Regions from separate parts of the Homo sapiens genome. Here all the other regions are linked to region 2. Evidence: read pairs that join two places in POLR2A ChIA-PET (ENCODE). Cell type or tissue: GM12878. All regions are shown on one strand. Region 1 overlaps TMEM120B (transmembrane protein 120B). Region 2 overlaps RNF34 (ring finger protein 34). Region 3 has its middle 29 kb from the start of ACADS.

The links. Peaks named below come from ENCODE experiments on the same cell type or tissue, not always from the same donor. Only the 100,000 strongest peaks of a DNase experiment are listed, where the experiment ranks them.
Region 1: POLR2A ChIA-PET joins it to region 2 with 8 read pairs; 2 of 35 experiments call an interaction of 5 or more read pairs at or near these places.
Region 3: POLR2A ChIA-PET joins it to region 2 with 6 read pairs; 2 of 35 experiments call an interaction of 5 or more read pairs at or near these places.

Annotation. Positions count from the first base shown.
Region 1 is chr12:121,778,067-121,783,066 of GRCh38, forward strand. TMEM120B (transmembrane protein 120B) reads left to right here. Exons shown (of 12, transcript NM_001080825.2): 12 at 1-4,002. RHOF (ras homolog family member F, filopodia associated) reads right to left here. Exons shown (of 5, transcript NM_019034.3): 3 at 3,017-3,126; 4 at 2,806-2,940; 5 at 1-1,596. The coding sequence ends at 1,432. Among named protein-coding and RNA genes, the nearest start is that of RHOF, 13 kb to the right of the region's middle. RefSeq lists enhancers at 900-1,418, 1,419-1,937, 3,847-3,906, 3,947-4,016. In GM12878, no CTCF peak of the experiment used is centred here; no DNase peak of the experiment used is centred here; H3K4me3 peaks cover 1,478 bases; H3K27ac peaks cover 2,679 bases.
Region 2 is chr12:121,423,549-121,428,548 of GRCh38, forward strand. It overlaps RNF34 (ring finger protein 34), which reads left to right. Exons shown (of 6, transcript NM_025126.4): 6 at 1-800. The coding sequence ends at 28. It also overlaps a transcript of KDM2B not described here. Among named protein-coding and RNA genes, the nearest start is that of MIR7107, 18 kb to the right of the region's middle. RefSeq lists an enhancer at 1,962-2,041. In GM12878, a CTCF peak has its summit at 2,002 (motif pointing right); a DNase peak (open chromatin) is centred at 1,893; H3K27ac peaks cover 2,313 bases.
Region 3 is chr12:120,752,546-120,757,545 of GRCh38, forward strand. No RefSeq gene overlaps it. Among named protein-coding and RNA genes, the nearest start is that of ACADS, 29 kb to the left of the region's middle. In GM12878, no CTCF peak of the experiment used is centred here; DNase peaks (open chromatin) are centred at 1,181 and 2,946.

The DNA.
Region 1 (5,000 bases), 350 kb after region 2:
CCCATCTTAGGCGACACCGACTCCTAGGCGCCCTCCAGAGCCAAGCAGCTTGCGACTTCTGGTAGGCACCGGAATCCCCTGGGATGCTTGTTTTAAAAGTCCTGGGCCGGGCACGGTGGCTCACGCCTGTAATCCCAGCACTTTGGGAGGCTAAGGCGGGTGGATCACGAGGTCAGGAGTTCAAGACCAGCCTGGCCAACATGGTGAAACCCTGTCTCTACTAAAAATACAAAAATTAGCCGGACGTGGTGGTGTGCGCATGTAGTCCCAGCTACTCAGGAGGCTGAGGCAAGAGAATCGCTTGAACCCAGGAGGTGGAGCTTGCAGTGAGCCAAGATCATGCCACTGCACTCTAGCCTGAGTGACAGAATGAGACTCTGTCCCAAAAAAAAAAAAAAAAAAAAATTCCCAGACCCTCGGCCCCAGACCTTCCCAAAGGAGGCTCAGGGATTAGGTATCTGGCTGTTGGTGACACAGGTGGTCTATGAACCAGTTCTGAGAAACTGTCCCGCGTGGACAGGGGGTAGATCCCATCAGTTCTCAAAGGAGGCCAGGATGTCTCGCCTCCTGAACTCCACAGGCTGGTAGAAGCGGGGCTTGAGGGACAGCAGGTTGGGAGCTTGAGGACTAAGTGGGCCAGTCCTGTCCTACCACAGTGGGGGGAACAGTCCACAGAAAACTTGCTCATGACCACACTGGGAGCCGACTGTTCTTCCCATCCCAAGTCTCTGACACTGGGGGCTTTGGGTGAAACCTTAAGGAGATGGTCAGATGGGTGGTCCAGGGTATACTTTTAACAACTGAGAAGCCATTTTTTCTGCCCCCTGGGCACATGTGCCCAGCTCTGCAAAGACAGTGGCCAAGTTGAAGACAAGTCTTCCATGTGGGGTGGAGATGGGAGGGGTGGGTGCCAGGCTGCAGCCTGTGTCCTCCTGATAGGCCCAGCCCCCTCGGTGGCCTCCGTGTTCCTGGGGGAAGGAAGGAAGGAGCTGGAGGATACAGTGGTGCCTATCTCGGGAGCCCAGGGAGGCAGGGACACAGGAGTGGCAGGCTTGGGGCGCCCGCGTGGAACAGTGCCAGGTCTACGTTTACCCACTACCAGATAGACTTTTTCATTTCAAGCATAACTTGAGTCTGCACTGGGGAGACACTCGTGGTGGGGGTGGCTGTGATGAGGGCACTTGCGAGTCCCGACAACAGACACTGGCTCCTGCACCCACATCACCACCATGTCCCAGGGGCAGCCTGGAGGGGAGTTTGTGGTCAGAGCCCCAGCCAGGAAAGGAGAGAGTTCCAGAATGTTCCAAGAGTCTAGCCGCAGGCCCCAGACACCATGAGCTGGAGGGTCGGGATGGGGCAGCCTCCCTGGTGCAATCGGCACCTGGGCCCCCGGGCCCTGTCAGTGCTGTCGTGAGGTCTGTCTGCCCTGGGTCAGAGCAGCAGGCAGAGCCGGCGCTTCTTCTGCCGTTGCGCCTTCTTCAGAGCGCTGAGAGCCACCTTGGCGGCCTCCCGGAAGACGTCCTCCACATTCTCCCGAAACTTGGCGGAACATTCCAGGTAGAGAGCAGCTCGGATCTGTTCGCAGGCGCTCAGGCCCTGGGTGGGGGGAGGAGCCAGCATTAGGTGAGGGGCCCCTGGAGGTCTCCTAGCACCACCTGGTGGGTTTGGGACTGGCTCTGAGGACTCTGCAGGGATGGAGGCCTTGGTTTGGGCCTGTCTGTCTCCTCCATCCTGGCTGCCCCTCACAGTGTGTGGGTGGAATGGAGGGCCAGGGCAGTGCAGCCCGCAGGTTGGAAGAAGCCCTGTCCAGGCCCCCACCCTGGCCTCTCTCCAGCTCCGGGCAGGGAGGGGCTGAATCCTGAGACCCGGGGTTGGTTCCCCCAGGTGTCTCCCAGGCCTGTGAGAAGAGTTGGAGGCCTCAAGACAGAAAGGACTTCCAGCCACCTCTCTCCCTTCTCTGAAAGTACCATTTAGGCAAATTAATTTGCCCTTTTATTTATTTATTTTTGAGATGGAGTTTTGCTCTTGTTACCCAGGCTGGAGTGCAATGGCGCGATCTTGGTTCATCACAACCTCTGCCACCCAGGTTCAAGCGATTCTCCTGCCTCAGCCTCCCGAGTAGCTGGGATTACAGGCATGCGCCACCATGCCCGGCTAATGTTGTATTTTTAGTAGAGATGGGGTTTCTCTCATGTTGGTCAGGCTGGTCTCAAACTCCCAACCTCAGGTGATTCGCCCGCCTCGGCCTCCCAAAGTGCTGGGATTACAGGCGTGAGCCACTATGCCCGGCCGGATTTGCCCTTATTAATGGTTATTTCTTGTGAAAGTTTCTTTTTGCCTTTGCATTCCTTTTATTCTGTTTATTCCCCCATGCCTCACCCAAAGAGTTGCACGGTCAATTGGCCCGTGAAGGGGACGCCTACTTTCAAACAAGGCAGACAGGACACGACAGGACGGCGGCTCATAGCACAGACTTTGGATTGCAGTGGATGGGACCAGATCCTGGCTCCACTTCTCGCTAGCTGTGTGGCCCTGGGCAAGCTGCTTAACCTCTCTGGGCCTCAGTTTCTCCCCCTGTAAACTGGGGGATGTGAACAGCGCCTGCCTCCGAGTCCTAAGGATTGGGAGTAGTCGTGTAAAGTGCTCAGGTCCACAGGCCATCAATACTAATAGTTAAAAATTATTCTTAGAATCTTGCTTCCCTCAGCTCCCTGAAAGGCCACTAAGGCACCCCAGTTGCAGAGGCCAAAGGTCCGGGAGGCTTCACAGCCACGGCTGTGCCCCAGGGTCTTGGCCCCGGCCCACCTGCATGTAGGTGATGGGCTCCAGCTGGGCGGCCCGGAGCTTCCGCAGCTGCTCCTTGTCCTTCCTCAGGTCTGTCTTGCAGCCGATGAGCACCATGGGGATCCCGCGGCAGAAATGCGTGACCTCAGGGAACCACTGTGGAGGGAGGAGGCGGGATCAGGGGTGCGGCCGGGCCCAGATGTGGGGCCACCACCCAGGAGGCCGGCCTCACCTTGATGAGGACGTTGTCGTAGCTGGTGGGATTCATGACGTCATAGCAGATGAGCACGAGGTGGGTGTTCTGGTAGGACAGGGGCCGCAGCCGGTCATAGTCTTCTTGCCCTGAAAGCACAGAGCAGCGGGGGTCAGGGGACGTCCCCTCCCTGTCTGGACTCTGACGGGTGAAGGGGAAGGGGCCAGGCAAGTGACCCTGCCTTAGGGCCTCAATTTCCTCATCTATACAATGGGCAGCAAGCCAGGAGTGCTGGCACAGGCCTGTGGTCGCAGCTACTCGGGAGGCTGAGGCCGGAGGATCGCTTGAGCCCAGGAGGTCAAGGCTACAGTGAGCCGTGATCATGCCACTGCACTCCAGCCTGGGTGACAGAGCGAGACCCTGTCTCTTAACAACAAAACCCATGAGCGGCAGCCCCCCAGTCCTGGATGGTGGTAAAGAATCCTCAAGATCAAACCCACGCAGTGCTGAGAGCTTGGCCTGATTCTAGGGCTGGGGCTGGAGAAACTGCTAGAGATGATGCCGATAGCCAGTGTGATCCCCCTGCCCTGATGGTCAAGGGCAGAGTGCAGACTGGAACCCTCCCCTCCCCAAAGATTCAGACCTGTGGGGCTGAGTGGGCTCATAGTGTCCCCAAGTCCTGAGAGGCTGGTGTCTGGCTTCAGCCTCCAGCTTCTCAGGTTCTGATGCAGTCAGCTGAGTTCCCTGCCTATTCTTGCAAGCACTAGGAGGAGGGTGGTGGGTTGCTGGGAACAGCACCGAGCGCCCTCCCCACCCAGATTCACAGAGCACACTCCCTGGGGGGATACTTTAATCCGGAGGCCGTGACGCCTGGCTCCGCCCCGAGACGAGCTGAATCCAAATACGGATCTAGGCTTGAGCTTGGTTGGGTTTGCTTTTTTCTTCTTCTTCTTTATAAACAATTCTTTGTAACTTTTTGTATTGACAGTTTCAAACTTACAGTAAAATTGCAACACGAGTATGAAGAGCTCTCTGACTGTGATTCACCACCTGTTTGCATTGGCCCCTCTGACTTTATCTGGAGACAGACACTTCTGTTTCTCCCTGTCAGGGCACGGTAACTGTAGACATCTGCCTCTTCACCCCTTAGCTCAGCGCCTATCTGCTGAGAACAAGGGCGTTCTCTCCCCTGCCCCAAGCCCCCAGAAACCGCATGGACTCTGCATTCTAATCTGATCCACAGACCATAGTCAGATTTTGACCATTTCACCAATATTGTCCTTTATTTTTTTCCCCGTTGAGGAGCCAGCCCAGCCCAGGGTTCTACACTGCACTTAGTCATCCTGCCCCGGTATTTTTTTAAAATCCCCACAGTGAGAACTGAGAGCTTTTCAGGCTCATTGGTGACCAGCCCCCCGCCCCTCCACTTCCTTCCACTGAACAAGGAACGTGGAGGCCCAGGAATCCCCCTGCCCTGTCCGCAGCTGTTGCAGGTGCTGGGTGGCACCAGCCTGCCCCCCGTTCCTTCTCTGCCAGACACCTCTCAGGACAAGTGGCCTCTCCACGGAGTACCACCAGGCCATGTCTGCTCCTAACCCCTTGCTGGTGATGGGGCATGGCCACCCTCTCCCCACTGGATCCCCCTCAACCCAGGGACCTCCAAAAGTCTTCAGCCAGCTCCCCCATGGAACAGTGCTTAAGGGTGAGGTCACTAGAGACAGATGAGACACATGTTCAAATCCCAGCTCTGCCCTCACTGGCTGTGTGACCTTGACTTAGACAGGACAGTGGTGGGAGTCTTGGCTTCCCCATCTGGGACATGAAAATCATAAAATCTACCTCACGGGGCTGTCACCAGCCAAGGCACACCATTGCACTCCAGCCTGGGTGACAAGAGCGAAACTCTGTCTCAAAAAAAATAAAAATAAAAATAAAAAATGAATTAACATAAAGCATTCAACGCCTCAGTTGCACAAGCCTCATTTCAGGTGATGAACTGCCGCCCGGGGCTCATGGCTAATGC
Region 2 (5,000 bases):
GCGAGCCGTGCACGTGTTCAAGTCCTGAAACAGGCTCCCCTCACCAGGACAGTCACCCCCAAACTTGACCCCCAACATTTCAATGCACAGAAGGGACTGGAAAGTTATGTTCAAAGGCTGAAGCTATTTTAAAACATTATTTTGACTACTAAGTGGGGACAGAAAGATCCATCCTGAGTTGTGGAAACATTGGTCCATGCCGTGAGCCTGTCTGCCTGTGGACACGTGAGCTTCCCGGGCTCAGCTGGGCTTTATCACACATCCCGTGAACACTCATTGAAGTCAGCCTGTTTGCGCCATGTGGGCATCAGCCACTGCTGTCTTGGGAGGACACTTATCCTGTTCTCTTATTTCCCCTTCATCCTATTTTTAACTTAAACTGCTCAGATGTTTGAAACTTCTGTCCTCTTTGGATGAGATCAGTGTCCACAAGTGGCCGACATGGAACATGCTGAGCAGTGGCTCCTCTGAATGTTCACTTTATTAGTCATGTATATTTTAAATGCTAACATTTGATGAATGTAAGTTTCCACATTGTTGCTGTTTCTGCATTTAAACATAATTGGGAACAACTGACATTCTCTAGTCGACTGCCAGGGCCTTAGACTCCACATGTCCATTTTTGTTCAGGTATAGCTTTTTATAGCAAGGGCTGCATCTAGCTTCTTTTATTAGAAGTGTGTGTGCTAAATTCCTTATTAATGTGTAATCAGTTTACATTGTTTTGTATAGTGAAGGTGTATTTTCAGTGCTACCCGCTAGCTGATTTTAACTTTAGGAATAAAATTAGTTTTAAAAGCTTTTGTTTACATTGTCTTGGTCAGTTCCTAAATCAAGTGACCTGGCCTAGCACCCCTCTTCAGAAGAGATGGTGGGAGCACCTTCAAAGATGTCACATGGGGGCCGGGTGCGGTGGCTCACGCCTGTAATCCTAGGACCTTGTGAGGTTGAGGCTGGAGGAATGCTTGAGCTCACAAGTTCAAGACTAGCTTGGACAACATGGCGAAACCCTGTCTTTGGAAAAAATTAGCCAGGCGTGGTAGTCCCAGCTACTCAGGAGGCTGAGGTAGGAGGATGGCTTGAGCCTTGGGTGTGGAGGTTACAGTGAGCCAAGATCACACCACTGAAATCCAACTTGGGTAACAGAGCCAGACCTTGTCTCAAAAAAAAAAAAAAAGAAAAAAAAGAAAAAAACAATGCCACATGAGCAACAGTGCTTACATTTCCTGCTTGCTTATCAGTAAGGTTAACTGCTGATGTGCTGTTTCTTGTGTCCAGGTATTGCGCTAGGTGCTGTAGTTGCCTCTGCAGTCCTCAAAGCAACTTTCTGAAATAAACATTGCTTTGCTTCTCTAACCTCTGAGAAGTTAGACTTGTCTAAAACCTCATGGTTAAAAAGTGGCTATGCAGAATTTGAACCTAGCTCTGATGCCAGAGTTGCTCTTAACCCTTCCAGTACCACATAAGAAATGAGAAACTTGGGCCAGGTGTGGTGGCTCATGCCTGTAATCCTAGCACTTTGGGAGGCTGAGGCGGGTGGATCATGAGGTCAAGAGTTCGAGACCAGCCTGGTCAACATGGTGAAACTGTCTCAACTAAAAATACGAAAATTAGCTGGGCATGGTGGCGGGTCCCTGTAATCCCAACTACTCAGGAGGCTGAGGCAGGAGAATCGCCTGAAACTGGAAGGCGGAGGTTGCAGTGAGCCAAGATCGTGCCATTGCACTCCAGGCTGGGCGACGAGCGAAACTCCGTCTCAAAAAAAAAAAAAAAAAAAGAGGAACTTGAGCTATTATGCAAAAATGTTGTGAAATCTCTTTTAGGTCCAACTTGACTTGACTCAGGATGGTTGAGTTGAGACCAACTGTCATTTCAGTGCAGCTGGGAGTGGCCACTTCTCAGAGTCTGTTATCTCCTGACTGTGCAGTGAGTAACACATATGGCCTTGGGTGCTCAGAATTTATTAGTCCATCAACAGAGCTGAAAATACCTGTGAACACCAGGAGGCAGATGCCCCTGTGCTTTGGGCAGAAAGTTTGTGTGGCTAATAGTAAAGAAAAAAATTTTCTGCTTTTGAAGATCAAAGCATGTAAATCAAGGCCTCCCACTTGTTTGTCTGCAACCACAATTGGTAGTAACTGGCTTGAGCAGGTCATGGTTTCCCTTTAGAAGCAGCATAAGTTGCCAGAGTTTTGTGGGCACTTGTGCTTTTTGTCTAAACTTTTTTTTTTTTTTTGAGACAGAGTCTCGCTCTGTTGCCCAGGCCGGAGTGCAGTGGCGTGATCTCAGCTCACTGCAAATTCCACCTCCTGGGTTCATGCCATTCTCCTGCCTCAGCCTCCCAAGTAGCTGGGACTACAGGCACCCGCCACCACGCCCGGCTAATTTTTCTGTATATTTAGTAGAGACGGGGTTTCACTGTGTTAGCCAGGATAGTCTCAATCTCCTGACCTCATGATCCACCCGCCTCTTCCTCCCAAAGTAATCTTTTGATGAGACTCTGGAAATCTTAACATTTCCTCCAAATTGGTAACTTGGTGGTGGCAAGTCTTTAAATCCAGGCCATAGAAGCTAAGCAGTAGGTGCTGGTTTTGTCTAAACTTAAATTCAAAAATTCAGATTTATACAGTCTTAGTTTAAAGCAGTTTAATGTTTACTCTTAGATTTGTGTATTAAGTTTTAGTGGCTTCTTTATAGAAAGAGTACAAAATGCTTGGTGGATTTTTTAGATAGTAGTTTGAAGTAACCCTGGTTTATTAGCCAGATAATAGAAATGTCAGACAACAGAAATGTTTAGTGTAACAGGCTTGATACTTGGAAATTGGCTTGTTTGGCAGAGGGCAAGCATTTCCCCCTGGAATTTGAATTTTTAAACTGGCATGCCTTTCTACCCCCTCCCCCCCCTTTTTTTTTTAAAGACAGAGTCTTGCTGTTGCCCACCCAGGCAGAGTACAGTGGCATGATCATAGCTCACTACAGTCTTAACTTCTGGGCTCAAGCAGCCCTCCCGCCTCAGCCTCCCCAGGAGCTGGCATATAATGCATACCACCATGCCTGGATAATTTTAAACAATTTTTTTTTTTTTTTTTTTTTTTTAGACAGAGTCTTGCTCTGTTGCCCAGGCTGAAGTTCAATGGTGCAATCTTGGCTTATCGCAACCTCCGCTTCCCAGGTTCAAGTGATTCTTCTGCCTTTTCCTCCTGAGTAGCTGGGATCACAGGTGCATACTACACTCCCAGCTAATTTTGTATTTTTAATAGAGACAGGGTTTTACCATGTTGGCCAGGCTGGTCTCAAACTCCTGACCTCGGGTGATTCGCCCGCCTCGGCCTCTCAAAGTGCTGGGGTTACAGGTATGAGCCACTGCACCCAGCCCCATGCTGCTTTAAGTAAATTTTTTAAATAGGTCATGTCATATGGATAAGTCTGCAGTGGAATACAGTGAAGTCTCTTTATCCCATCTTCACAATATGAAAGGATGTCATTTGAGGTGCCATGGTGTCTTCCTTTGTAAACATCAGATTCCCTAGAGGAAGGGACAGAGCCTCTTTTCTAGGTTACTAAGCTGTGATTTGACACAGCAAACATTCCCTTGGGTTTATGGTCCTTTCATTACTTCATCAGACATGGCGTGTAGGCTCAGAGTAGTTGCTTGTAGCATTTAGCCTCGGCTGGCCTCATCTTTGGCTCATTTTAAAAATAAAAGAGGCTGGGGACGGTGGCTCATCCCTGTAATCCCAGCACTTTAGGAGGCTGAGACCAGCAGATCACCTGAGGTCAGGAGTTCGAGACCAGCCTGGCCAACATGGTGGGTGAAACCCTATCTCTACTAAAAATACAAAAGTTAACTGGGCATGGTGGCAGGCACCTGTAGTCCCAACTACTGGGGAGGCTGAGGCAGGAGAATTGCTTGAACCTGGGAGGCAGAGGTTGCAGTGAGCTGAGATCATACCACTGCACTCCAGCCTGGACAAGAGCGAGACTCTGTCTCAAAATAAATAAAATAAAATAGGTCTGTACAGAGACCATGGATTTGTACTGAAGTACAATCTTACTGGATTGTTCAGTACTCTTGGGAGAGTTTATGGCCACTGTGTTATACAATGGCCTGTCCTGAAACTACAGATCTGCTGTGTCTCTGCTGTATTGCACATCCATGTGGTGGCTTGGATCCCCAGCCCTGGCAGCCCCTCCCTAGCAGACCTGTGTGCTCCAGGAACCCTTAGAGGAGAAACACTGCCTTCTAACCCTGAGCCCTACTTCCCTTAACTAGTCCCAGTTGCAGCCACAAATCTGTCTTGGCTACTAATGAGTGACTACGGGATCCGTTCACCAGAGAACAATGATTAACCTTAAAGCAATTCTTAAGGAAGAGGATGACTTTACTGGATATCAGGGTAGCTATATTATTAATGTTTGGAGGTTTGGAGAACTCAGGCTGTCAAGAAAACAAATATTACCATTCATGAGGACACTGCATTTTAAACAATCAATCAGGCTTACAAAAGAAAGTCACATTTTTATAAACCATGGAGTGAAGTGGATTCCTGAGTTAAATTCTGGGGTACAGTGGCTTCAAGTGTCTTTAGATTGAGTCAACAAGGGTCTGTGGATTTAAATTAACAGGAGACATGTATCTAGATGAGATCTTTCTCTTTTTTTTTTGAAATGCGGTCTCGCGGTCGCCAGGCTGGAGTATAATGGCGCAATCTCAGCTCACTGCAACCTCCGTGTCCTGGGTTCAAGCGATTCTCCTGTCTCAGCCTCCTGAGTAGCTGGGACTACAGGCATGCACCACCACTCCTGGCTAATTTTTGTATTTTTAGTAGAGATGGGGTTTCACCATATTGTGGTCAGGCTGGTCTTGAACTCCTGACCTCAGGTGATCCCTCCCAAAGTGCTGGATCCACTCCACGTGGCCTTGTCTCATTTTAATTAAAACTGTTTTGCCATAGTAAAAATAAAAGGGACAAATAGAAAACTCAGCCATCAGCAAGAAA
Region 3 (5,000 bases), 670 kb before region 2:
AATGGCAGGCAGGTTAAACAAACAAGAGTCAGTGATGCATTTCCTGGTCATGGGGATGGAGGGAGAAGGGCTCTGTCCTGTCCAGCTGGATGAATGGTGGTATCACTCCGGAAGAAAAGGGAGAACTTCATTAGTGGTGCTGGGGAGAACAGATGATCGATCTGTCTTAGGCACTATGAGCTTTTTCTCTCTATACACATTCTTTTTCTACTTGCATTGTCAGAGACTGAAAGAAATTGTGTTATTCTTCAATTACATTTTTATTTCTATCGATTTCTCGTGTTGCAGTTTTGCTTATGTAGTTTGATGGTAAGAGTTTACAGCAGTGTTACATTTTGAAGATTTTAATTTTTAATTTTTGAATAAAAATATTGGTATGTGTTCAAAATTGTAGGCAGCCTCTATGACTCCCAATTCCCTCTCCAAAGGTAACCCTGGTTTCTAGCTTAGGATGCATAAGAAAATATACAGTATAGGTTATGGTCCTCATCTTTATTCATTTCATTCCTGAATAATAATCTGTACACATACACATTTTGTTCAGTTAATGACAATTTTGGTTGTTTCTTCTTTTTGGTTATTAATACTGCTATGCACATGTATGTATAAGTTTTTGGTAGATACAGATTTTTAATTCTTGTAAACTGTAACTATGAATGAAACTGCTAGATCATATGGTAACTATGGTACCTTTGGTGGAACTGTGAAGCCATTTTCCAAAGCAGCTGCACCATTTTATAATCCCACCAGCAATGGTGGTTTTTTTTTTAATTTTTTTTTAAATTTCTATTTATTTTTTGAGATGAAGTCTCATTCTGTCACCCTGGAGTGTGGTGGCGCGATCTTGGCTCACTGCAACTTCCACCTCCCGGGTTCAAGTGAGTCTCGTGCCTCAGCCTCCCTAGTAGCTGGGATTACAGGTGCCCACCACCACTCCTGGCTAATGTTTGTATTTTTTAGTAGAGACGGGCTTTCGCTGTGTTGGCCAGGCTGCTCTCGAACCCCTGGCCTCAAGTGATCTGCCCACCTGGCCTCCCAAAGTGCTGGGATTACAGGTGTGAGCCACCCTGCCCGACCCCAACAATGTTATGAGGGCTCCATTTTCTGTACATCTTTGCTAACTCTTGTTATTGTCTTTAAAAAGTTATTGTCATCCTAGTGGGTGTGAAGTGATGTCTCACTGTGGTTTTGATTTGCATTTCTCTAATGGTGCTGAACATCCCTTTCATGTGCTTATTGGTCATTTGTGTGTGTGTGTGTGTGTGTGTGTGTGTGTGTGTGTGTGTGTGTGTGTATATTTTTTTTTTTTTTGAGATGGAATCTGGCTCTGTTGCCAGGCTGGAGTGCAGTGGCACGATCTTGGCTCACTGCAACCTCTGCCTCCCTGGTTCAAGTGATTCTCCTGCCTCAGCCTCCCGAGTAGCTGGGATTACAGGCACGCACCACCACGCCTAGCTAATTTTTGTATTTTCAGTGGAGACGGGGTTTCACCAGGTTGGCCAGGATGGTCTCGATCTCCTGACCTCGTGATCTGCCCACCTCAGCTTCCCAAAGTGCTGGGATTACAGATGTGAGCCACCGCGCCCAGCCCATTTGTATATATTTTTTGGAGAAATTTCTATTTGTATCTTTTGCCCATTTAAATAACTGGATTGTCTTTTTTATTGTTGAGTTGTAAGAATTCTTTTTTTTTTTTTTTTGGGACGGAGTCTCGCTCTATCGCCCAGGCTGGAGTGCAGTGGCACGATCTTAGCTCACTGCAAGCTCCGCCTCCCGGGTTCACGCCATTCTCCTGCCTCAGCCTCCCGAGTAGCTGGGACTACAGGCGCCCGCCACCGCTCCCGGCTAATTTTTTGTATTTTTAGTAGAGACGGGGTTTCACGTGTTAGCCAGGATGGTCTCGATCTCCTGACCTTGTGATCCGCCCGTCTCGGCCTCCCAAAGTGCTGGGATTACAGGCGTAAGCCACTGCGCCCGGCCCAAGAATTCTTTATATATTTGGAATACTAAATCCTTATCAGATATATGATTTACAAATACTTCCTCCCAATTTTTGAGTTGTCCTTTTTTTTTTTTTCTTTTTTTTTTGAGACAGTCTTGCTCTGTCACCTAGCCTGGACTGCAGTGGTGCCTATAGTTAGTTCACTGCACTCTCAAACCCCTGGGCTCAAGCCATCCTCCCACCTCAGCCTCTCAAGTAGCTAGGACTACAGGTGCATGCCACCATACTTGGCTAATTTTTTTTTGTAGTTTTTGTAGAGATTGGTTCTATGTTGCCCAGGCTGGTCTTAAACTCCTGAGCTCAAGCAGTCCTCCTGCCTTGGCCTCCCAAAGTGTTGGGATTACAGCCATGAGCCACTGCACCTGGCCCTCACTTTCATTCTTGAAAGATATTGTCACTGGATATAGAATTCTGGGTTGACACATTTTACTTTTTCTAAAGGTGTCATTCCATTGTCCTCTAGTCTTCACTATTTCTGATGAGAATTTTGCTGAAATTCATGTAAATCTATTGTTGTTCCCCTATGCAGTGTGTCATTTTTTTTCTTGTTGCTTTCAAGACTTTCTATGTTTAGTTTTCAGACTATGAAGTCCCTGGGTGTGATGTTCCTTTATTTATTTTGCTTGAGATTTGCCATGTTTCTTGACTCTTTCCCCATATTTGGCCATTTTTTTTTTTAAACCTTTCTGCCTCATTCTCTCTTCCCTCATTCTGTGACTCCAACTATATATATGTTAAGACTGCTTGACACTGTTCACAGATAACTGAGGCTCTGATCATTTTTTCTGTATCTTTTCTGTTTTTTAGATTGGATATTTCAGGGTTTGGGAAACTGGCCACAGGTGGAATGTTTATTCTCATTTACAGTGGCTGCTTGCTTCCACACTATGATGGCAGAAATGAGTAGTTATAAAGGGGATTTTTGACCCACAAAGCTAAAAATATTACCTGACCCCTCACAGGTTTACTAATCCCAGCTCTATTGCCAGTTTAATGATTCTTTAATCTGCCAATGTGCTGTTAATCCTATCTAGTGAATTGACTTCATGTGTTGTATTTTTAAGTTCTAGAATTTTTATTTGGTTCTTTTTGTCATGATTTATCTGCTGACAATTCCTATTTGCTCATTATGAGCATATTTTCCTTTACATCCTGGAGCATGGTTATAATTACTTTAAACATCTTGAATGTTAATTCCAACATGTCAGTCATATCAGAGTCAGTTTCTGTCAATTGCTTCTTGAGCATAGATCACATTTTCTTGTTCATATGTATAGCAGTTTTGAATTATATAATTGCAGAAAATCTGGTGAAGTGTTTTTTTTTTTGTTTTGTTTTGTTTTTTTTACAGCAGGCATTTAACGGCTGAACTCAAGATTTAAAACTTTGATTCCAGCCAGGGACAGTGCCTCATGCCTGTAATCCTAGCATTTTGGGAGGCCAAGGCGAAAGGATGGCTTGAGGCCAGGAGTTTGAGACCAGTCTGGGCAACACAGCAAGACCCCATCTCTACAAATAAAAACCTCCCAAGTAGTTGGTGGTATGTGCCTGTAGTCCCAGCTATTAATACTTGGGAGGCTGAGCTGAGAGGATTGCTTGAGCTTAGGAGATCAAGGCTGCAGTGAGCTATGATTGTACCACTGCACTGCAGTGTGGGTGACAGACACAGACTTTGTCTCAAATTTAAGAAAAGGAAGGCGGCCGGGCTCAGTGGCTCACGCCTGTAATCCCAGCACTTTGGGAGGCCGAGGTGGGTGGATCACGAGGTCAGGAGATCGAGACCATCCTGTCTAACACGGTGAAACCCCGTCTCTACTAAAAAAAATACAAAAAATTAGCCGGGCATGGTGGTGGGCGCCTGTAGTCCCAGCTACTCTGGAGGCTGAGGCAGGAGAATGGCGTGAACCCGGGAGGCGGAGCTTGCAGTGAGCCGAGATTGCACCACTGCACTCCAGCCTGGGTGACAGAGCGAGACTCAGTCTCAAAAAAAAAAAAAAAAGAAAAGAAAAGAAAAGGCAAAACACAAGCAAAAAAAACCCTTTGATCCTCCTCTGGTGGGCAGCAGCTGAAATTTGTCTTTATTTCTTTTGGCCTTAGCTGGGCTGTTTAGAGTCTGCCCTCTGTGTATTTCAGAAATCAGATTTAGGCAGGGCTTATACATGGTATTTTCTGTATTTCATGTATATTTTAAAGTTGTTTTTAGCCAGAGGATTGATTTGAATAACAGCCCAGTATTACTGGGGATCAGAACAGCAGCTGACAGTTGTTTTTATGTTTTTATGGCTTGTTTTAATATCAGCAGTGGGTTGGGTGTGGTGGCTCATGCCTGTAATCCCAGCACTTTGGGAGGCAGGATTGCTTGAGCTCAAGAGTAGGAGGTTGCAGTAAGCTATGGCTGCACCAGTGCATTCCAGCCTAGGCAACACAGTAAGACCCTGTCTTAAAAAAAAAAAAATCAATCAGCAATAGGGTAGTCATAATTTTAACAATGAAATCCAGTTGCTTTGAATGCCTCAAAGATTCTAGTTTAAGCCTGGCTTGCTAGGAGGCATGCATCCTGGTCCCCTCCTCCTAGGAACTCCTAGTTTGTGTGAGGTGATACCCTCTCATGAGTAATGGTCAACACTGCTGCAGCATTATTGGAGAGGAAGGTGTCGGCATGCCCCTTCTGGACAGCAGCTGGGTCAGCCCAGGGCTTGGCAGCCAAAACCCCAGCTCTTTCCTGCCACCTACTAGGGTTGGTGGATCTCCATCTCCAATACGATGCTGTTTGCATGGTCCTTCCCTGTTTACAGAAACTCCCCACAGTTCTGTATGTATGCTAAACAAGTCGTGTCTACAAAACCTGGCTGTGATTATTTTCTCATAATCTGGGCAATGAGCTCAGTCTCTGGAAGCAGGAAGATCTGGGGCAAATTAGCTGCCCTTGAAACTTTGGGTACATAAAATGGATGATAAAATCTGCCGTTACATAATGAGACTGAAGATCTGAGATGAC